Regions from separate parts of the Mus musculus genome. Here all the other regions are linked to region 2. A link is a loop called in an ENCODE intact Hi-C map of the cell type or tissue named here. Cell type or tissue: left cerebral cortex. All regions are shown on one strand.

Evidence for each region. Hi-C counts contacts between places; a loop is a spot of excess contacts. Peaks named below come from ENCODE experiments on the same cell type or tissue, not always from the same donor. Only the 100,000 strongest peaks of a DNase experiment are listed, where the experiment ranks them.
Region 1: it touches region 2 in a loop (2.7-fold over the local background); 3 of 42 quality-filtered maps call a loop at or near these places.
Region 3: a loop joins it to region 2, with 2.4 times the contacts of the local background. A loop is called at or near these places in 12 of 42 quality-filtered maps.

What each region holds. Positions count from the first base shown.
Region 1 is chr4:58,456,424-58,464,423 of GRCm38, reverse strand. All of the region lies in intron 3 of Lpar1 (lysophosphatidic acid receptor 1), which reads left to right. Among named protein-coding and RNA genes, the nearest start is that of Mir3095, 19 kb to the right of the region's middle. In left cerebral cortex, no CTCF peak of the experiment used is centred here; DNase peaks (open chromatin) are centred at 1,635 and 4,436.
Region 2 is chr4:58,396,508-58,404,507 of GRCm38, reverse strand. No RefSeq gene overlaps it. Among named protein-coding and RNA genes, the nearest start is that of Mir3095, 41 kb to the left of the region's middle. In left cerebral cortex, no CTCF peak of the experiment used is centred here; DNase peaks (open chromatin) are centred at 1,636, 2,148, 2,440 and 3,314; H3K27ac peaks cover 2,033 bases.
Region 3 is chr4:58,262,132-58,270,131 of GRCm38, reverse strand. It overlaps the pseudogene Gm30907. Among named protein-coding and RNA genes, the nearest start is that of Musk, 20 kb to the left of the region's middle. In left cerebral cortex, a CTCF peak has its summit at 3,636 (motif pointing left); a DNase peak (open chromatin) is centred at 3,627.

The DNA.
Region 1 (8,000 bases), 60 kb before region 2:
GAGAGCTCGGCCAAGTGTGAGGTGGGAAGTTGGGAAGGGAGTCTGAGGTTTCAGGTACTTCGTTCTTAATTAACAGAAGACAATTCTTATGCAAATTGCCCCTCCTTCTCTTTAGATGGTATGTTGGTTTTCTAGGCTGTGTAACAAATCACTCAAAATGTATAGGCTTTCAAAATAGCTATCTGCTATTTTCTGCTTTCTATAGGTTAGAAGTTAAGGTTTGTCTTGCTGGATTTAGGGTTCAGAGACTGGTAGCTGAACTCCACGCACCGAATGAGCTCATGAGCTCAAGGAGACCTGACCCGGAGACCCCGTCTCCAGTTCAGTTAGCTGGCTAGTGGAATTAATGGTTTTTGTCCGTACAGTCACCAGTCACGGCTTTTTAAAGGTCACCAGCAGGATTGCTGCTACTTCCAGTGTTGACCTATACATGATTCTTTTAGTACACTTACTAACGAGGTTCAGTTGACCCAGCTCTCAGCTGAACACCTTAAAGTGAATTTAATGACATCTGCAAAACCCCTTTATCTTTGCCATTTAACAGAGCCTAATCAAGGAGTGATAGCCTGTAGCTGGTGCCATGGTCTATTTGTGGGAAGCAAATTAAAAGCAGGTGTGAGGTTATCGCTTCAGTCTCCAAAGCCGCAAGAAAAACCAAACCAAACCAAACCAAACCAAACCAAACCAAACCAAACCAAACCTATCATCATCATCATCATGATCATCATGATCATCATCGTCATCGTAATCGTCATTGTCATCGTCATCATGCTAAAGCTCTGCTCGTGTCTATGGAAAGGGGGAGCTAGGCAGGGTGAGAGGCCACCTTAGATGTTTCCAATATGATGTTCAGTGTGTTTGGGTACTAAGGAAGAAAAAGTGGCTTTTCAACCATGTTATTTTAAGAATTGTTGTCTTACACTGAAAGACTAGGATGCAACCTCTTTAAATCTATGGTGAGTTTCTTTTTTTTTTTCCTCTTTTTTTTTTTAATTAGGTATTTTCCATGGTGAGTTTTTGTTGTTGTTGTTTTATGCTCTGTATCTAACCTCCGTGTCTTCTGTTTGAATGCATCCCTTAGCATATTTTCCCTTCTCTCAGGACTCATACTTTGACTGGTGTGCCCTTTTCACTCTCCACTTGTGTTTGAAACGCCACACCTCTGACCGTTGTTCACTCAGTACAAGCATAGTCCGAAGTTCTTTTTTTTTTTTTCTTTCCTGCTACTCACTTCCTGAACACAGTGCCACAGGAACATGAATCATGATGCAATTGTGACCCTGCATGTGGGTCAGCAATGCAACGCTAGACTCAGGCTATGGTCTGTTAAAATAGAAGTGGATCCTTCATAGTCTATAAGTGACAGTCTGGTATTGTTCATGTAGGTGATTTATATAAAAATTATTACAAATACTTGCAGAGTATAGATGGGCATGTGTTTATACCTAAACTCATATAACAAAAGAGCTTAAAACAGCATATATATTTTATATATATATATATATATATATATATATATATATGCATCACATCATAGAAAAAAGTTGAATTAAAATTAAGCAAGAACAGAGAGCCAGAGAGATGACTCAGCGGTTGAGAGCAGTTGCTTTGTAATCATGAGAAAGGCATTCAGACCTCAGCATCCACAGAACAAGTCGGGCATCTGGTACACCCCTTACCTCCAGCTCTGAGTCAGGCAGTGCCAAGAGACCCACTGGGCCTACTGACTCTCAGCCAAGCCAAGAAAACAGTGGACTCCCAGTTCAGAGAGAGACTCTGTCTCAAAGGGATGGCTATAGACTATAGAGAAGGGTACCCACACCATTTTCTGGCTTCTGCATGTGCGCGCGCACACACACACACTAATAAATAATAATAATAATAAACTACCAAGGAAAAGGGAGGAAAGGGGAAATAAGTACAATACAGTAACAAGGGGTCACAGAGGGATCTTCCCCTGCAGTTAACACAATCTAAGCATGGCTGGTTCTAGTACCCACATTCTGGAGGAAGTTTGTCATCCGCTGCATCTCTGAGAAGGAACGACATTTGCAAATGTCACTTCTGGATGTCTCCTGGGCTATAAGAGGCGTCAGACCTGACAATAGCTTTCCAAGAGGAAGAAAGCAAGCCACATCTTTGTTTTACCTAGTTTGAAAGAATGGATTTTTGAGTTTCCCATGTGTGTTGCAATTTTCTCTCCAAGTTATGTTTTCCAAATTGTCCTTCTTGACCTGGACAGACTTTTTTCAAAAATGTATGTCTAGCTCGGTATAAAACATTTGAAGTTGCTGGAATGAGAAGGCGATGATTAGCATTCCCTGATCCTCAGGAAGCTTAAGGCACATCTGGCTCCTGAGAGGCCTTTACCTCTCTCTCAGCTACAAGGAGAGAGAAGACTCTAGGGCCAGCCAAGGGTTGCCAAGTTACAATAATGGGTGTCCCCTAGCTCTGGGCCTCATGGCTGAGTCACAGAGTCTATGTGTTGTTGGCACTTTTCTCTCAGCCCTGGTTACAAAGTACATCACACACAATGCTGTTTCTTTAAAAACTGCAGAAATGCAGAAATATGAAGATAGGTTTCCTCATTTAAAAAATAGAGAGTCCTGTTGCCTATGGCTCTCTAAGGTCTTTGTGGGTGAGCCGTGGGGGTGTATGAAAGGGGGCGAGAAAAAGAGACAGAGAGAGGGAGGGAGGGAGAGAGAGGGAGAGAGGGAAGGAGGAGAGGGGAAGAGGGAGAGAGAAAATGATGTCACTTGTAGTATCCTTTATTCTAACTCTGAAGTCTGACTTTAGATCAGAAAGCACCATTGCTGTACACAGATCGGCTTCCTTTTTATTCACTGGTTCTGTTTTATCATAATTTTAAAGTTGACTATTTGATAACTTATCAAATTACAATACTGTCAGATGCTCAAAAAAGCAGGAAAAAGTGAAAGAACGCAAGGCTGTTACACTTTTTTCAGCTAAATTTTTTGTTGCTGTTTCTTTGCCGATTGATGGGGGTTGCCGCATGTGCCATTGCGCGTGCACACAGAGGAGAACTTGCAAGAGCGGGTTCTCTGGAGACTGAACTCAGGCTGCAGGCTAAACAGCACGCACCCCAACTCAGCCCTCACATCTTGTTAAGCCCTAATTTCCTCTCTTTCCGAAGCCAGTTAGCATTTCTTTATTGATACTAGGAATGAAGATACTTTAAAGAGTTTAAACTGTTCCTATCCTTTCACTTCTTTGTACCTTTAAAATTTTGTTTTAAGAAAAACGTGCTTAAAGATGTGCGTGATTGTTTGCATATGAGCATATGGGTAGGTGTGTGTGTGTGTGTGTGTGTGTGTGTGTGTTTTATTTTGTGTGTACAGTTCACATAAGATGCTCTCAGGTCAGGTTCTGGAGGCAGTATTATAGATAAATATTTTGTGTATTTCATTTTGATACTAATATTTTCTAAAGAAGATAAAGGAAAAGCATCACCATAAACACAGTTGGAGAGTGTAGTTTTACACAGAATTTAGACTCCTTGAGTCCAGAGTCAGCATATTAGCTTGATGGCTTTCATAGTCCAGTTCAATGTAGGAGCCCTTGCCATCCCCAGGAGTGATTTGGTCCTGTTTTCTTTTTCAACTTGTAAGATTGTGTGTCCCTCAGGTTCCTGGGCAAGGCAGGTGGTTAGGCTCTGGTTTCATTGTTAAGGGTAGGATTAGCCTGAGAACCAAAACAACTCTCATTAGGAAGAAGCAAAACTAAGAACAAGACACTCCACCCCCAACTTTGGGTCTTTAAGGAAGAGAAGAAATGGAGAGAGACAGTGGTCCCTTCTTACACACTTGCCATGCAGGCGTCCATTTCTGTCCCTCTTGGTAAGACTGTCCATCTGGGGAAGAGCTAAAGCAGGATGCGGGGAGAAGCTAGCGGACATTGCTGAAGACATCCATGTAGATGGGAACAAAGTTACGTAAGAACTCGAGTCATGAGAACACACTGGGGATTGATTATCAGAGCCCTCAATCCTGGGTGTGTGGATTTCCGGGGAGCCGATGATGTCAGAGAGGCTACACCCTTTTGTAGAAATAATCAAGGGGAAGAAAGGAATGTGGAGACACCTTTTGTCCCACATCTCCCACTGAAGGTAAAAGGCACTGATACTTTTCAAGCTTGGACATGTCATGTGAGTAAATCTGGTGGTAGTGGTGGTGATGATGATGGTAGTGGTGGTGATGATGATGGTGAGCCTTCCTTTCTGTGGAGAGATGCAGCAGGGGCCAGTTAAACTGCTTAACTATTATCTCCATGTTCAGCATCCCATCTTGCTCTTCATTCTACAGGGCCATCACTTTGATCCTCCTAATCAGCCTTTTAAACGGATCCTCACCATTGCCTAAGAAAGCTGGAATCTAACATTGTCACCCTTCCAAAGCCATATTGCAATCTGTCCTTCAGTCTTCAGTTATACTATTCCACCCACTTACTCTGTGCCAGCCAAAAATGGGCTTATTATTCCTTAAACATATCTTAGGCTTGTCTCTGTTCTGAGCTTTAACACAGAGGTTTGTATATCTAAAGCCAACAATGGACACATTTATTAAGATAGCCTTCCCCAAAGAAGAGCACACCAAATGGTTAGGCAATACCAAATGGGCAGTCCCGAAAACATCTATAACATTATACAGACAAAGCAAGCTGTATTTATGTATTTAAAAATATATAGGTATATATAGATTCAAATATGTATGTACCAACAATTAATGAAAAAAGAGGCCATGAATTTGAAAGAGGACAAGGAGGTGCATATGAAGGTTTATACACACACATATGTATATGTGTATATATATATATATATATATATATATATATATATATATATATATCCTCCTGCTAATATGTTTGTGGACTTTTGACTGGAAGACATTCAGAACCAATCAGATGTCACTGTGTATGTAGACTGGTGCTGATTTTCATTTGGTAAGAAAATAGAGCTTTCTGATTTTATTGTAGGGCTGATCCTGAAGTGGTAATTAACCCCTCAGAAATCTACCCTGAATCTGTCTATGGCTCCAAAAGTCTGTATGTTCCTAATTCTGTTTTTTATTGGGTTTGTTCTTGGATAGTTTCATGCACGCACATCATGTATCCCAACTGCTCTCATTCATACCTCTGATCGCTCTCCTTTCTCTGCCCACCCCTTCCTACTAATCTCTCTTCTACACTCATATCTTTTTAATCTGTATTCCTCTGGGTTTGATCAGGCCATCTGTGTAACTGTACGGTTGAAATTATCCATTGGGACTTCATGGAATCATCAGAGGGTACATAACTGAGGATGATGGCTCCCTTAGAGTCTATCAGTGAAAAGTCATTATTTTCCATGCAGCATGATTTAATGTAATATTTCTTTAGCAATTCTTTTATATAGCTACAGATACATATGCAGATAGAATAGGATACATACATACATACATAGCAGGACTATTCAACACTTTCATTATGTAGCTATGTGCATGCAGATAGCTAGCTAGCTAGCTAGCTAGATAGATAGATAGATAGATAGATAGATAGATGGTAGGATACAAAGAGAAGGAACTTTGTAGCTGGTCTTAGCTACTTTGTGGGTTCTTCTTTATCCTACTTTTTATCCAGCCAGTTTCACCCCCTATCACTAGATAGGAGAGAAGGAAGCAGAGAGGGGTGTGACAGAGATAGAGATCCCTGAATCTAATTTCATTCTTCTTGTTTCTTCTTTGAGCTGGACGACTAACAAACCCCAACCAAACCCCATGACCAACAACCACTAATCTCTGCCTATTGGGGCTCTAGCATGTATATATCCTCTGAAAAGTTGCCAGAATTCCAAAGTCACACAATCACAGAAACCATCTGCAGCTGGCAAAAACACACCTCTGCTAGAGCATGAGGCAAATCATAGTCAGCTGCTATGAGCATTGCAAAGCAGCCCCACATCCCTACACCTGGGATTAAAATGGAAGCATGTTCTTATATTTCTGGGTTGTTTTTTTTGTTTTTTTTTTTTTTTGTTTTTTTTTTGCTTTTTAAAGAAACTGAAAATCCCAGAATTCTCACGACAGAACTCAGGACATATCAGATAAATTCTGGGTCAGAGAATATAACAGAAGATCTAGATTTAAACAGACTTTTACTCTCATGGTAGTATAATGAGTGACTTTATTTTAGTTTTAGATTCTTCGCCTTGGAGATAGCATAAACACCACATCTTCATCTTCAGATGCTTTGCTAAAGAGTAAATGACAATAGAGCCCTCAGCCAGTGTCCAGCAGCCTCTTCCCTCCCTCTCGTGCTGAAATACCTGAGATTGACCATGTGGCCTTCCCTGGTTCTCACTTGCTTTTTTCCCACTCATCCCAGCTGTCCCAAGAGGCATGATTTAGCTCCGTGTGAACCAAGAGTGAACTTTTTCATGGGGAGGAGCAGTGAATAAGGAAGGACAGAGAGTCCTGGTGACATTTAAAATGGAACTCCGAGCCCTGCTGCCCGCACACAGTGGAGCCATGAAGAAACCCGTTGTTGAGATACTCTGTCTTCACTAAGAAACTTGGGTCTGGATTTTAATAGTTGGTTCAAATTTAGATTATGCCATCTTCTGTGGTCTAATGCACAGTTGAATAGGCAAACACTGGCTCCATTATAAAATTCCAGGGCTCTCTGAATGGCCAATGTCTAAAGATGGGCTCTAGGATGAAAGGAAACGCTCCTTTATCTCTTACCCTTCTGTCTCTGGAAAGAGAAAAAAAAAAAAAACAACAACAGTGAAAAATGCAGTAGCTGGCAAAAAGTCTGCCCTGTAATAAATCTCTCCCTCTCTCTCTCCCTCTCTCTAGAGAGAGAGGGAGAGAGAGAGAGAGAGAGAGAGAGAGAGAGAGAGAGAGAGAGAGTGTGTGTATGTGTGCGTGTGTTCCTTTTCATTAAAAGGCAAGGTTTGGTTTCTCTTTTCACTGTTTGATGTTCTATCACGGAAACAGGGACCAGATAGCTACATTTATAAAGAGTAAAGGCCTGTTGGAATTTTCGGGAAGTTCTCATAATACCCAAGCTCCCAGGCTCCCAGCATGGCTCTGTGAAGGGTAGTTTTGGCCACTTTTGTGGTGAAGGGGGTCACAGTGGAGCGACTTGGCCTTCTGGGTGGCCAGATGTTGGGTGTGTGTGGAAAGCAGCTGTGTTTTCATTTCTGTTTCTATTATTAAGCATGGAAGCGCTAGGATTTGTGCCTTTGTTTCTGCACTGCTCTTGTGTTGCCTTTTCTCCCTTCTCCCGTCTCTTCCGCTCAACCTCCTCCATCACTTCCGGTTTCCTGCCCATTAGGTTTTCAGTGACCTTTCTTCCCCGTGGCTCTCCGTAAAGCACATCCCTACCCTTTCTGAGTATGATAAGCATTCATCCAGATCTCAGCTGAGAAACAGAAGAGAACGAAGACGAGGGAAAGCTGTAGGAACTCGGAGGCACATCCAAACTTTTACTCTGTCTGATTGGTGGTGCTCTGGTTCTTTCTGACCTGGAAACTAAAGCATCTTCTTAACAAAATACCTGAGACTAACAACTGAAGGGAGGAAATTTTGATTTAGATAATGATGCATTGCTGTTCCGCTCCGTATCTGGGCCAGTCATGAGGATGTCAGTTAAGATGGAAGGGTTTATTTGAAGCTTCTTGCTTCATGGTGCCCAGGAAGCAGAGAGAGGCAGGAAGCTTCTTGCATTGGGGGTGGGAATAGGGGGAGCAGGAGCAACTTTTCAAAGTCACACCCTGCTGACATGCGTTCTCCAAGCAGATCCACTTTCCACTTTCTGCCATTCCCAACAATGCCACTGTCTGATGAATCAGTCCGTGGTTAGTCTATCAGTTAGATCAGAGGCCTCTTGATCTAGGCACCTCTCAAACACTGAATCCACCAACTAGGGAACAAGTCTTCATTACCGGTGCTTTCTATGGGGACACTCCTGCAGCATGGTTCTTCCTGGTGGGTAGCTTTGCC
Region 2 (8,000 bases):
TAGACTTGCTGCATGGCTTTGGGAGATAGATCTCCTGGAGATACTATTGTAGTCCCTCCTCGCCCCGCTTCCACACCATCGTAGTGGTTCTGTAAGCCAGTAAATTCCACACAATAACTTCTGTTCTGCTTAAGCTTGCTTTTGTATCTGAGTGGGACAGATCACAGTGGCTCTAACTTTAGTTTTACGCTATGCAATTCAGTAGCTGATCTATCACCTAACTGCTGATTTCAAATGTTACCTTCATTCCACATCAAATCCTTATTTATTTGAAATTACTAAACTGATTTCTTCTTATTTGTCCTCCTTCCAACAGGACCATATTATTTTACTTTGGAACTTGTTCTTATTCATCCTGTGACAACTCCTCACATATGCACACAGGGTGGTAATTGTGTCCATCTCCTGTCGTCTCAACCCCTCCACTTGGAACTCCTCTTCCTAATACCCATCCCTTCTGTTTGTACTTGATACCACACCATTTTAACAACTGTAGCTTTGTGGTAATTTTTAATATGTGTTTGGGTAAGTGCCCCCTTTCCAATGAATTCATTCAACGTCTTTCTAGAAACCGATGGCCTTTTCTAGGATATGAATACTTTTGCTTTCTTCTAAATATGTTTTGGTTGAGTATAAATTGAACTCATAAAAATTAATAATTAGATGTATTAAATGTGCATTTCCCCCATTGTAGCCACACCCATTTTGCTGAGTGAAGCTACATTTTATATAGTGCAGTGGCCAGGCCTCCTTCTGATGCATAAACAGTGTTGACCAGTGGGGTCTTGAAAAGAGGAAATCCCTATGTGGAAGAAATCTCAAGGAGGCCCAGGTATCCACCGGGCTCCATTCCTCTTTGACTATAACACAGCACACACTCACACATCGTTGTTCATTCCTTCAAGGCTTCAAATGCTCACTGTGATCTTTTATTCCATACTCAGCCACAAATGATCTCACCATTTTCCCAATGGAGCTAACCCAAATTTATCAGTAGGAGCCTCTGTTCATTGTGTCTAAGTCTCTTCCTGTTATTTATCCCTTTTGTTTGTTTGTTTTCTTTAGTGTGTGTGTGTGTGTGTGTGTGTAAGTGTGTGTATGTGAATCGCATGAAAGTTTCATTTCAATATAACACCATTGGGATATATCAGAGAGCTTGTAACGATTCAAAGAAATGGAAATATCTAGAGTTGATACTCTAAAAGTAGAGAAGAATGTTTCCTACTTCTGTCTAAGTGAGGCTATACTCATCCTGAGGAACAGCTGGCGACAAGCTTCAACATCTGTATGATATACATATGTATGACATGCTAGCAAACACTCTGTGGTGCAAGGAACAGGAAGTAACTTGAATTAACGTAATGAACAGATGAGATTTTTACTATGATGGTAAAGGAGATACTGAGGCAGCCTAAGGGCAGAGTGTCTGCTGCCCAGTTCTTGAGTTCCTTTCTCCTGTGTATAACTCTTTTATCTGTACTTGCATATGGTTCTTTTTTTGCTGTCGATTTGGAGTCGGTTCTTGGATTAAAATGACACATGGCTTCCTGTATTTGGCACCTGTTCTTCCCAATTCTATTGCCTTGAACTCCTGAGCTCCATCCTCATAGACCCTGTTGTGTGAGCACTTTTGCTACCTACTTAGCTACTCGCTGTTCTGAATCCTTGAGTTTTTGCTTTGGCGTGCCCTCAGGTTTTGCCCAGTATTTACATTCCCCTCCCTCCCTTCCTCCCTCCTTCCTCTTCTCCCTCCTTCCTTGCTTTGTTTCTATTGTCTCGGCAAATGGGCCATACCTGACATTTTTATCACAAAATGAGGTGTCTGAAACTGCTTTGATATGAAGGTAAATGGCTTTTCAAACACATATGTGTATGTGTTTATATACTATATATGTATATATATATTACACATAATATATATAATAGATTCTTCATATCATTTCCTGTCTCCTGTGTTGGGGTAGGTATGACAATAGACAGTGCAAACTGGCTTCGGTGTGGTGTCTGCTTGGAAGAGGGGGAGGGCTGGTTCGTTCAGATTTGGCAGTGCCATCCTCAGCCACAGGACAGTGAAGACACAGTCTAGTTGGCTCTCTCACTTCAGCTTCTTGGCTTCCAGCTACAGTGACTCAGCTTAGGGGTTTATAGAAGAGTGAGTCAACCCAAACTATGGAATGAAGTATGGTTCTTGCATTTAATAAGCTTAGTCATCCTGGGCATCTCCCAGTCTGTCTGTCATATCCAACCACACAGCTTTATTGTTCATTATCTGCTGTTATTATGAGGCCATGGGTTAGCTCTTGTGTGGGTCTGTAAGAGGGTGAGTTTAGTCTTCAGTACGAAACAAAATAAGATGTCTTTTGTTTGCATAATGGTGGCATCGCCATGTTCCACTTTCCTGGCATTTAGCCCGGGATTTTTTTTCTCTCTATGAAAGATAGAAAGGTTGGGTTTCTGCCACTTCTGTCATTTTAGGGGTGGGAGTGTGAGGGAAGTTACATAACACACTGTGGAAGCTGTTCTAGAAGAAATTGTCTTTGGCTGTAGGCAGGGAAAGGGGTATTTTGTGAGGTGGATGTTTTTGTTTTCAATCAGAAAATCCCTTTCCCTATGGTCACTTCTTATTACAGATAACACATCGATAACCATGCCATTTGCTGTTTGTCAGCATGCTGTCGGTCACTGAAGGTCGAAGACCAAGGTCAGTCAGAATGTATCTCTGGGCTTAGGGGATAGCTCAGTTAGCTGAGTGCTTGCCTGACAAATGTAAAGATACCAGTTTGATACCCAGAACCTGCGCTTAAAAAGCTGGGTGTGTTTGCACATTTTTAAATCCCAGGTGGATTTAAAAGCAAGCAAAGACAGGTGGATCCCTGAAGCTTGTTAGCCAACCAGCTTACTGGACTAGAGCATTTCAGGCCTGTGTGAGATTGTGTCTGGCCCCTACCTGTAGATACATTCATATGCACCCTTATACCTCTACACACACACACACACACACACACACACACACACACACACACACACACACACACACTGAGCTCTGACTAGTAGATTTCTCCCCTTTTCTCCAAGTGGGAAAAGTTTTGCAGTGCTGGCGACTTTGGAGAGAGAACTTGCTGGTTAACTAGTTGGAAGATTAATCGCTTTATTCTTTCAAGGCGCCTTCTTCCACATATGTCGACTTTTGAGCTGTTGTGGGCAACTGCTCAACTCCCAAGCTGATGAGCTTCTCATATGCTTCTCAGCCGCTGGTCTCCAGCCAAGCGTCGAATCATCTAACGGAGTGGCTGCCAGGGCCTTTTCTGTGTGATTCCCCACCACATGCCCACCCCTCCGCATTTCTGGAGACTTCTATTTCTCCTGAATATCCTTGTCTGGGAAAGATTATCTTGGCAAAGAAGCAACGGCATTGGGAAATCAGAGAGGCAGCTTCTTGGTTGATGGGCAGGGGTGGTGCCTTGCTGAATGTGGGCAGCAGCAGTGGGGAGCTTGGAGCGCCTCAGTCCGTGAGCGGTACATGTGAGCTCATTCCTTTCCTTAGATGACTTCAGCCACTTAAGGCAAAGAAGGATATCTGAGAGGCCTGAGAGGCCGGTTCCTCAAGCTGACCAGTCTTTTTCTGACAGAGCCGTGAGAACTACCCTGAGATTCAATGCATGGTGTTGGGAGCACTAAACGAACAGTTACCAACCAGGCCACGGTAGAATTACTCTTTAACCTTTGTGTGTGTGGTGTGTGTGTGTGTGTGTGTGTGTGTGTGTGTGTGTGTGTGTGTGTACCATGGCTATAGGTAAGAAGAACATCTTCAGGTGTTCTCTCCTCTCACTTTGTCCATTCTGGGGATCGTTAGGCTTGGTGGCAAGCACCTTTACTTCCTGAGCCATCTTGCCAACCAAGCCAAAAGAATTTGCATGTAGCTGGGCAGTGGTGGCACATGCCTTTAATCCCAGCACTTGGGAGGTAGAGACAGGAGGATTTCTGAGTCCGAGGCCAGCCTGGTCTACAGAGTGAGTTTCAGGACATCCAGGAGTATACAGAGAAATCCTGTCTCGAAAAACAAACGAACAAACAAAAACAAAAACAAAAAAGAATTTGCATGCAACTTGGGTATGTTAATATATAAACATGTACATATATCAATCATTTCTTGATATACTTACTTTAAAGCAACTTTTAGAATATATCTAATTTTCCCATTTATTAAAGATGGAAACCATTTGGGTACTAATGAGATGGATAGGCCTGTTTAGTTTTACACTGTTAAGTCATGGATAAACATCTGATACTGCAGGATGTGGAATATCTTAAACATTTTTCAGTTTATTAATATTTCACAATTGTCAACTGCTTAGCATGTATTTTGGCAATTTATCCTGCTACCAATCTTATTTACAATTATTCCCCAAACCAAAGCATTCACTCCTTTTAAATTTATTTATTTACCAAACACTGCTCACCTGCCTATTGAAAGGCACTGCTGCAGATGCCAGAAGCACATTTGTGAAGGCAACAGCCAAGGTCCCTTTCCTTCTAGTAGAGAGAGCTCACAGTGTTCACGGACATAATATGAACACCATGATTTCTTTAGTTGTGGGTTGCTTTAACGGAAGCTGAGACAGGAGGATCACTAGTTTAAAGTGAACCATATAGCAAGATCCTTTCAATATATAATAATCTAGAAAATAGATAGATGATGGATGAATAGATGCATAGATGGATAGTAGGAACAGATGTTATAGGTAATAAGGCGGTTGTCAAAGGTGGTGTCCCAAAGGAAGAACATTTTCCAGAGACTTGAATGTTAATCTGGTGTATGCTGAGTCTAATAATATAGCCACAAGTTGTTAGGCTTCCCCAGTCTCTCTACACACCACCCAAATCTTCTAGACTAGCCTGACTCAGGGATGTTTCCATTGCCAAAGTAGGGGAGGAGCAACACATCTCCTCAGCTTCTCTGTGACTTTGCTAGCATCATTGACTAACGCCAATCACATGGCACCATGACGTAAGATAGGAAGGACCTGGAGAAAGTAAGGGATGGAGGAACCACAGCATCATTGTCGCCAACCAACCAATATGCTGCAGTTGATTTTTGTGTTTTTGCTTTTGACCAAAATAGTAAACATGTTTTAAGACTTGCTTTCCTTCCTTTTCCACAGTAGACTACTGTTCTATGCTTGTGGATACAGTAGTTTTATGCTATTGGATATAGTCTCGACATCTTCTCCAGCTTCTCTGAGAATAAGAATGAGAGCCTTCATGGACCTCGCATCTGCAGAAGGTGCCTTTTCCTTGGATGCATTATTACTGTGCAGCAGCAGCCATTGTTGGTTCAGTTGGGCCCTCTCTTGGTGCTGTGGTTTGTTTCAGACATCTCCTATGTTAAGGTCTCTTCCATTTGGGAAGCTCTGGGCTGGCCAGTATCAGGCACAGCTGTAAGCTTTTTCCTCCAGTGGGCTTCCTTTGAATAGGAACATTCAAACGACTGCAGACTTCATGTAGTGGCAAGGTAAAAGCAATGACTACATAGATAAATATCCAAATGAGGAATGCTTCACCTGCAGGTACCAGTACTCACTAGCGCAATTCTGACCAATCCAGATAAATTGCTTACTATATCAGACAGTAGATTCTTCATCTGATTTGTGGTTAAGTTGGAGCCAGTCATTAGGACCCTGGGAATGGAGTGAAGGGCTGGAAGAAGCTGACTGCAGAAGGACATTTCTGGTTCAGTTTCGCCTTCATATGCTTCTTGTCTGGGAAGAACCCAACGAAAGCGTAGCCAGGAAAGATGGCTCCCACTTTTATTACTTTTATTGTTCATTTGTGATCATGTTATCTGCCAGCAGGACCCCTCCCATTTGTCCTCTTCCAAATCGATAGCCAATGAAGCTCCCATGTGGAGATAAAGACATATATTTCTTCCTCTTCTGTCTTGAACTGGAACTGATTTAAACTTCAGACTCTAAGCCCCACACAATTACCCCGCAGCCCCTGCCACCAAAGACTACCAAACACGAAATCCTCAAGTTCAGGAATGGAAGTCACTTCACTTAGACTCAGCACTGTCAGTTCCACTGTGCTCATGGCCTCTTGGTCAACTTTTCCTTTGTAGCAAAATGACAACAACAAAAAGATTATCAATTTAAAAATATTCCTCTTCAAAAGGAATCACATCCATCAGAGGTCACCTGTTGGTGCTACCAAGTCTAGAAGCCAACTGCAGCAGATTTTCCCCTTGCTCCTAAGCTTGCTCATAGCAGCAGCAGACTTTCCTCTGCTGTTTTGCCTTGCTCCCAAGCTTGTTCTAGCCCTCTATGATATGATATCTGGTATGTCTATGATCGCTTCAGAAAGATATTTAGATGTGAAGGGAGGTTCTTCTGAAAGTTCTCAACTAAAAATATCTCCAGACAGTTATCACACTGCTACCTCCCCTCACCTGTTCCCAGAGAAGAAATGCCCCAGAGATAAACGGCTTTCAGTGGGATGATCCAGCCTTAAGGATTCCAGGTTCACAACTATTTCAGGCAAATTGCCCACCTTGCACCACTGGTCCACAGCCATAGATTCTCCAAATGCCGAAGCTCTTAAACAAGAGTTTCTATCTTTGAACTTAAGGTCTAGAGAAGTTGAGTGATGGTTTTATTCCTTTCTCTCTCAAGTTTTGGTGGGAAGTTTATCCCTCCTTCCTGCCTTGGAACTTCGAAAAGCCATTCTAGGCCCTGTATACAGTGTCATTGGTGAAGGTCTCAGCATATTCAGGATAATGGAAAACTTGGCTGGAATTTCATTTGATTGTTAAATGATGAAAGTCATATCACCACTAGAATTTTTTTAAAAAAAATGGCATTATTTTGGGATATATTAACTTTAGTTAACCAGTACCATTTAAATGTAAAGAGCCTGTGTAAAATCCATTAGGCACTCACATCACAAGAGAGAAATCCTGCAGGGGCTACTCTAGTGTCATAAGTATTTTTCAACATTTGTGTTATTTCCAACTAAGCTACTTCATTTCAATTGAACTATCTTATTATTTGACTACAGTAGATGTAGAGTAGAAACTTTGTGGTCTAAAGCTGAATAACCTGTGATTTGAGCAGCTATGCCTCAGATGTCACAATCCAAGACACATACAGATGAGCTCTGAGATGCAGTGATGTTGCCTATCATCGTGGATGCCCAGGTACCATTTCTCTGCTGTAAAAAGGTCACAAGATCCTCTTGCTACTTGTCCCATTCTGAAGGATTAATTGATCCACTTGGAATGTTCACAGCAGAAAGGAGAACAAGGAAAGGATGCCCCGTGGAGTTCTGTATTGAGACAGCACTGGAAATTTGAGAAGACTCTCCTGGGTGACAACAGAGATCTTTGGGGTCCAGTCATAGACAGTAGTTACTCTCCAGATACCCTATTAAAGTGGAAATACTTCTAGAGATATTCAGTGCTTGAAGCACTTAAAGAACCTGGGCTTTACATACCCAAGTTCCTAGACTGAGTTTATAATAATTTAAAAGTTCACGTATGTCATGGGAAAGTGGCTGAGCTCTCAAATGTAAGTGATTTCAAGGATTTGAGTAGTGGGCACATCAGAGGTGACCAGTGTAAATCAAACCCTTCCCAAACACTGTGTCCTGCATAAGCTCTCGGGGTCTTTCTCCAAGGGCCTAAAAATGACCAAAACCAGAACGCACTTCTGCTTTGAGTCAAGAGATCATGTATTTGCCAACTACTGGCCTTGTCACTTCCATAGTCAATTTTCTTGCTCATAAAGCAAGATCATGTATCTCTCTAAGCCTGTCTTTGAATATTCAAAATTATCTAAACCTGCAGAGGTTCTGTATAGGCCCCTCTTTGCCTTTGGATACAGTTTCATGGTGGGTTTGTGGTTATTTTGTTTTGTTTGTTAGAACAAACTCCACAAGGCTAGAGACTTACTAGGGCCTTCAGCATTGAGTCTTCCTGGCAGCTCATCCATTCTCTTGTTATAATT
Region 3 (8,000 bases), 130 kb after region 2:
ATGCAAAAACAAAGCAAAATGTTGCTTTAGGGTTCATTCATCATGGCGCATGGCAGCAGCAGCAGAGTCTGAAGGATCAGCCATGGTGACAGGAAGTCACAGGGTCCAGCAGCTCCTGGGCTGAACTTGAAAAAGTGCCTCCCAGCCATGACCTTGTTTTTCACTCAGATTTCTAGTTTACGTATTTAGGCTTGTGGTTGATTTCTAGAGCTTCACACTCTTCTAGAAAATTCCTCATAGCATACATTAGATAGAGCTGGTGTTGGTTGTTGACAGTGAGAATGACAGGCAACAAAAGGGGCGTTTTGGGGGGGTTGTTTTGATTTGAGCTCTACCTGATGCTGTACTTTGTACTGTCCCACAAACAGAGTTTTCATAGGCATAAAAAGTTGTTACCATAACTCCTCACGGCCCAGCACTGGGTTCTCCCAATGTGAAGTTCAAGTGATTGGCATTTAGCTACCAAGTATCATTATTTTATAACACCATGTATTGTGCCCACTCATTGGTCCCAGGTGATCTCCCAACAGCCTCCTGGGCATCAACCATGTTTTGCATTTTTAACTGAGACTTCACAGAAATCTTAAGCTCCACCATTGAGTTTGGTCTCATCATGGCTTACATGCTGGGCCTTGCACTACATCTCACAGCTGAGCCAACTTTAAAATGTGACCTATTTTATGGTGCAGTACAAGCCAAGGCCTCTGAGTCCTTAATATGGGGTGGGTGGGTTGGTTGGTTGGTCTAACATTGAATGTAAGTCAATTGTAGCTTGCACACGTGGGTGTCACGTGGCCTTAGCCAGACCCTGTCAGGGCTCAAAGAGGGTCATGTTTGATTTATGTGTTCTTGATAGCACCTAGCTTTTTATTTGGATTTAGAGATAGCTTTAAACACATCAATCAAATGAGCTGTTTTAAAATCTTTCTTCTCAGCTGTCCCTGGTGCCAGATTGTCTAACAAATAGAGGCATAGACAGATGTAATTTGTGGCTGGTGGAGACAATTCTGTGTCATGCAGCAGGCCAGCTGATGGCACAATCCACAGCCTAGTCCATGCCTGACTCACAGGCAGTAAGTAGACTTCTAACTCATACCCAGATGGACGTTTAACTCCCCCACACATCAAGTAATGAAGGTTTGCCGCAGAAGATTGATGTAAACATTTGTTTGAAACTTGACAGTTGAACTTGGCATTGTATGATAACACACTTTTGCATATCACACTGTTCTTACTGGATTAAAAACTGATGTCTATGGTAACTTGCAAAACAGAACTTGGGCAAAATAATAAGCAGGATATGTGATATCTCATGTATGTACCAGAGACACATAAACAGACACTCCAGTCCCAAACACTTCAATAGGATTACAGTGTTTCTCTCATGATAGCAGGGTGAGAGAATAACCAGGATTTGTGTGCAAATAAAGCTCAGACATAAACATCAGGAATGAGATAGCCCTGGTTTCTAACAGAATTTAAGGATAAATATTTGTTACAGGGCTTATAACTGGCTACTCACTACAGTGCACAAAAAGCTTATTTAAAGTAACTTTTTAAAAAAGAAAATGGAGAAAGACTGTTTTAACAGGAAGAACAGAGGGTAGGAAAACTATAGAGTGACAGGAAATCTCTTTCTCAGAGCTCAGAAAGCAGCAAATACTGACCCTCACTATGGAAATGAGGTTTCTTCGGGTTGTTGCACTTTGGGATATGAAGCACAATGAAGAGCTACTTCTGTGACAAGGAGCCTGGCACTGACCAACTACTAGTGACTAGAGGAATGCCTTATTTCCAATGTTCTTTAGTTTCATCTTGACAAGGAAGTTAAACCCAAAGCACTCATAGCCCCCAGTCTTCCTGGCAGGTCCTGTAGGGTGCCTGTGTGCTTGATTGGCAGGGTCTAGTACAGCCTGAGGGCTCGGTCCTATCCAGATGTGTCAAAGTTTTATTAGGAACACCTGGGTCCCTAGGACACCCTACTGGGTTACCAGGAAATTTGGGTAGGAATGGGTTGGTAACCTTCATACTTTACAAAATCAGCGCTGCTGATAAAAGAAGTGAAACTTTGAAAGGCTGGAGTCCTGCACCTGTCCTGGTCGCTATTAGCTAGCTGCATGGGAACAGCCAAGAGAGCTGTCAGGAGGCCTGTAGACCTAAGCCAGCTGTGCCCCATGGGGATTTAGAGCACAGCTGTGCACGTGCCTAAATTCCATTTCTCAGGTGGCGTAAGTAAATGTCTCTGAAATATGCAGCATGACCTGTGGGTACCACTCTCTGTCTCTCTGCGTATGTAGTGCAGCAGGCGTCAGAACCTTCTTAGGGAGCCTGAAGTGAGGACCAAGGTCTTAGGTGAGGTCAGGGTCCAGTTGTTTACTGGGATTCCAGTATTCGCATGAGCCCATGAATGTGGTACGAGGACGGTAGAAAGTGGGCTGGGGATGGTTGACAAGTTTGTTTTGCCAGGAAGGAGGTGGTGTAAGGGGACATGCTTAGCTCTGTGACTGCTCTACCAACCTCCTTTATCCCAGAGGGACACTCGGATCCAGAGGACACAAGCTAAATGGGACATCAATTGACCTGATTCACCTTTAAAAACTAAAATTAGAAAACTAAGTGTTCTAATGATAATTATTGTTATCAATGGCATGAACAGGGCCTCATTTATAGGCGGAGATAGTAGAAATATTTGTTTGCAACAGGGCCTTACTACACAGCCCTGGCTGACCTGAACTTCTCATGGAGACCAGGCTGCCCTGGAACTCACAGAGATCTAACTGCCTCTGCCTCTTGAGTGCTGGGATTAAAGGTGAGCCCCGCCATGCCTGGCCTACTTAGAGAGTCAATACTGTTAGGCCAACCAACCAACCAACCCCGTATTCAGGACTCTGTAATACACAGATCTGCAGATTTCCATCTTTATTTTTACTATTATGAATTAGTCACCTTAGGTACACATTGTGATGCTTGGTGCCCAAGTTATGGTGTTATTTTTAATCTATACCCCATAAAGTCGTAATACATGGGGTTATAGGCCTGAGAGACTTTTGGAAAAGGTGGGGAACATGAAGAAAACCCTCTAAGTTGATGAAAAGATTGAAAATTTCAATCACTCTCAAACGTACAAGTTTCCAGGTCCTTTTCTGTAATCATTTTGAAATAATTCCTTAAGTTTTCAGAGCATATCCTATAAATATGAAATATGTTCCTCACAACTAGGGAATTACCAGAAGGAGTTCAGGAAGTGCTATTTATGAATATAAGATATTAGAAGCAACCTACGTTTCCTGTTAACATGTCATTTCTTGGCTAAATTATGATATATTTATACAGACCTAGTAAGTCACGTTGCTGAGGAAGATGTAATTACACGGTGATCTGTTGATAATAGAGTGTTTTTTTTGAAAACCTAATAAGCTTCTCTGGGTTCTCTTCTCATCAAATGCATTTACATGAAAATTGGCAATATAAACATGTTGCTATTGGTTTCTTATCAAATTATACTTCATTTCCTCAATTTTTACCACCCATATTTGGAATGAAAATAGCCAACTGTTAATCATTTTAAATGTATTATTTCTGAATTTTATGCGGCCAACTAGGGTTCCTTCAGGTTGGCGGCGCCATCTGCTGATCAACTCGTACACGTAGAGTACAGAGGAAGCCAGTATGTATCAAAACCAAACGAAAAGGATTGAGAAGAAAAGTGGGGAAGAAGCAGGAATCCTGTGGAAGGCTGACATAATTTAACCCTTGCATGGGTACCACTAACGCCCCTCAGCACAGTTGAGCATAAGCTTCATTGTTTATCTTTTTGCTGGGCCTTGTTACTGGACCATCTTTAATTCACAGTTCATGGATGCTGTCAAAGACAGAATAGGAGCTACAGTCAGGAGTGCAGGTGAGAGAGCAAACTGTAATGACCAGTAGGTCCGAGGCCCAGGGTAAAGAAAAAGAGCCAAATAAAAGATGTGCGTGTGGGAAGGGGCGCGTCAGACTGGCTCAGATGTAAGGTCACGAATGGGGAGAATTCTTCAGCACAGGAAACTAGAACAGAAGATCCTGATGGGTGTTTTCTGTAGGCTGGAGCATCCGACACAAACAAGTGTGCCAATAGCTTATAGGGAGTAATGAGAGGTGTTATTTCTGCTTACTTATTATAGATCACCTATATTTTTTGTTCACAGAGATATAATAAATGATTTGTCCAACACTTTCTCAATTCCCAGGGACACTATGTTTACAATAATTCTCAAACCTGTCCACCTTGCTAAGGAGGGCAGATCCACTAATGTATTAGTACTAATGCACAATAAACTTGTCAGTAGTCAATAGCGCCTTGTGGTGGTTTGAATGAGGATGCCCTTAGGCTTCGTATATTTGCATGTTTGGTTCCCATCTAGGCTGTTTGGGAAGACTTGGGAAGTGTGGCCTTGTTGGAGGGGTTGTGGGCTTGAAGAAGGTGTGTCACTAGGGGTGGGTTTTGAGGTTTCAAAAACCTACACCAGGCCTAGTGTTGCTCTTTTTGCCTCCTGCCTGCAGATCAGGATGTAAGCTCTCAGTTACTGCTCCAGCACCGTGCCTTCCTCCCTGCCACCATGCTCCCTGCCAATTAAATGCCTCCTTTTATACGTAGTCACAGTCATGGGTTTCTCTTCACGGAAACAGAACAGTGGCTAAACTTCATCTTAGCAACTCTGACATCCATTCTACAGCTTTACAAAGGCCCCAGGTCACAGGTGTTATAATTGCCCCTACATAACACAGGCATACTTATGTATTTGCAGTCTCCTGTCCCCTTGCTAGCTCCACATGGTAGTAAGCAGTGATTTTGTACCTCACCAGTATGATCCCTTCTGTGTGCAGATGCCCTCTGATGCCTCCAGCCATCTATTACGGAAGACTACTTTTTTAGAATTCTCAGCTGTATGTCCATTCACTTTATAGAAAAGATAGGTGTGAGCCTGTATTAGGAGTAGATCGTGGACTGGTCTCTGTTGGTAGGGTGCTTGCCTAGTATGCACAAAGATTTGGATTCGATCCACACCACAGCATCAAGCTAGGATTGATGGTGACAGACTCACAATCTCAGCACTCAGGGATATGCTCAGCCTTGACAGAGAGGTACAGATAGACAGACAGACACAGACAGACAGAGAGTAGGCTTGTACAAACCCATGCATGTGCGCGTGTGCACACACACACACACACACACACCACACACACAGGCCTGGTCTGTTTCTGTGACCTGTAAGCAGAATTTACTATGAAGCATCCTGGTTGACTCTATGGAGTTGTTCTCTTTAAAAAAAATATATAATGCTGGGGCTGGACAGATGACTCAGGGGTTAAGAGCAGTGGCTGCTCTCCCGTAATCCGTACCACCCAGCTCACAACCATCTGTCACCTCAGTGCCAAGGGATCCATTGCCCTGTTATGGACGTCTCGACATCAGGCACTCACATGGTGCAGAGCCATATATATATAGCTGAAACATACATGCACGTAAAATAAATGATAAATAAATAAATAAACAAACAAATAAAGCGTACAGGTGAGGTTGAGCCTTGACATGCTAATCCAGGGCCTGACACCTAAGCTAGGCCAGGAGGGATGAAGCAGCAGGATGTGATCATCTTCATGTGGAATTTCCTCACACACGTGCCTCCACACCGGGGCAGTCTGATGATTGTAAAGCAACTGGACAGCACACGTAGATTGGGAGTCATATGAAATGCATGACGTGAAGAATCTGGTGGCTGTTTCTTGGGCAGGAGGAGTATAAGGCTTGGCTTGATTGACCATAAAAGTTCTACTTGTTAAGAACAAGTTGGGCCATGGTAACTGAGCAGAGCTAGAACATAAAACTTGTTTTGGAGTACAAGAAGATCTTAGAGACACAGTGTGTCCTTAAACCTAGGCTACTCAGCCTCTGAGAATGTCGATGTAATTGTAAACATGTCTAACTCCATTTCTAGCAAGTGCTGATCATAAGGAGACTTATGTCAAAACTGGTACTGCCTTCATGGTCATTTCTGTTACATGTTCAACACTGTCCAAGAATATTTGTGGAAATAAACAATTAGATTAGTCCCATTTTATGAAAGTCAGCATACACTCACAATGACATTTAAGTTTAGATAAACAGTCTATATTTTTAATTATTGATGAAGTCAAATAGGTTTTTCAGTAATAGTTGAAAACATATTAAAATGCATCCTGTACAAAGAAGTTCAGGAGAATTTGGAGAACCAAAGGAAGTTGTAGTAGTAAAAATTGAGGCCTCCCAATATATGTCCTACAGATAAACATCGGAACGAAAACAAATGAGCTACATAAATCTCAAAACAACTTCCATATGTGAACTTCATATTTTCCATACACTTAGAAAAAAAGTGAAGAAAAAGTACTCCTGAACTATCTCACAGTAATGAGGAAAATGCTTCGGAAAGAATGCTAAGTCTTGAATCTGAAAAGCCCCTCAAGTGCTTGAGCTTTTGGTCCCCAGCTGGTGGCACTGCTTTGAGAAGTTGTGGATCCTTTGAGGCACAGACTGACTGCAGTGGGCCTCATTTCTTTGTCTTTTTTTTTAAATACATTTTTATTAGATATTTTCTTCATTTACATTTCAAATGCCATCCCCAAAGTCCCTATACCCTCCCCCTGCCATGCTCCCCAACCCACCCACTCCCTCTTCCTGGCCCTGGCATTCCCCTGTACTGGGGCATATGATCTTCGCAAGACCTCTCCTCCCATTGATGGCCGACTAGGCCATCCTCTGCTACATATGCAACTAGAGACACAGTTCTAGGAGGTACTGATTAGTTCATATTGTTGATCCTCCTATAGGGTTGCCGATCCCTTTAGCTCCTTGGTTACTTTCTCTAGCTCCTTCTTTAGGAAGAGAGCTATAGGTGTTCCATCCTATAGATGACTGTGAGCATCCACTTCTGTATTTGCCAGGCACTGGCATAGCCTCACCAGAGACAGCTATATCAGGGGCCTGTCAGCAAAATCTTGCTGGCATATGCAATAGTGTCTGGGTTTGGTGGTTGTATATGGGATGGATCCCCAGGTGGGGCAGTCTCTGGATGGTCCTTTCTTCTGTCTCAGCTCTGAACTTTGCCTTTGTAACTCCTTCCATGGGTATTGTGTTCCCCATTCTAAGAAGGAATGAAGTATCCACATTTTGGTCTTCATTGTTCTTGAGTTTTATGTGTTTTGTAAATTGTATCTTGGGTAGTCTAAGTTTCTGGGCTACTATCCTTTGAGGCACAGACTGACTGCAGTGAGACTCATTTCTAATCCACACTTTGGCTCTTAGCCTACCAGGATGTGAACACATAGAACAAACAGTTCCCATTGCCATCAAGTCCACGGTGCCTTCTTCCCCACTGTGATGGACTAAGCCTACTGTGCCTGAAGAATGGATCCTGCCTCTGGCAGCTACTCACAGTGGCAGATACAGGGAGCAAAACAGTCTGGGAAAGAGTTGAGACTGGGAAGGAGTCAGCAGGTTCGTCGGTGGACTGCAAAGGACTCCCAACCAAAGAAAATGACCTTAGGTGTGAAATACTGGAAAGAAGTGTTGCCCTTACGAAGGACTTAGTAATGGGCACTGGATGAGATGAGTCAATCGTGAGAGCCCATCTTTCAGAGAGCTAAAGGATAAAGAGATGGAAAATACACTCTAGTTGGAAATTCCCTGAAAATGGGAAAAAGAGGCAAAGCCTAGGGGTTTGGGAAGCAGGAGAAGAGGAAGTCAACAAACTCACATCCTTCTCCAGACTCTAAAGAAAAGCAAAAGCCACCCAGGAGGAGGTCATCCATTAGACTTCCCTTCAAAGTATGTAGAGTGAGTAAAGAAAGCACAACAAAGAGGAGAGTTATATATTTTTATTGATGTGCTCATAAATTTTGGGGTTGTTTAACCACTGTATCTCTTTTTTTGTATTTGCAGATAGTTTTCAATTAATAATAAGTCAGGAATGTGATTAAGA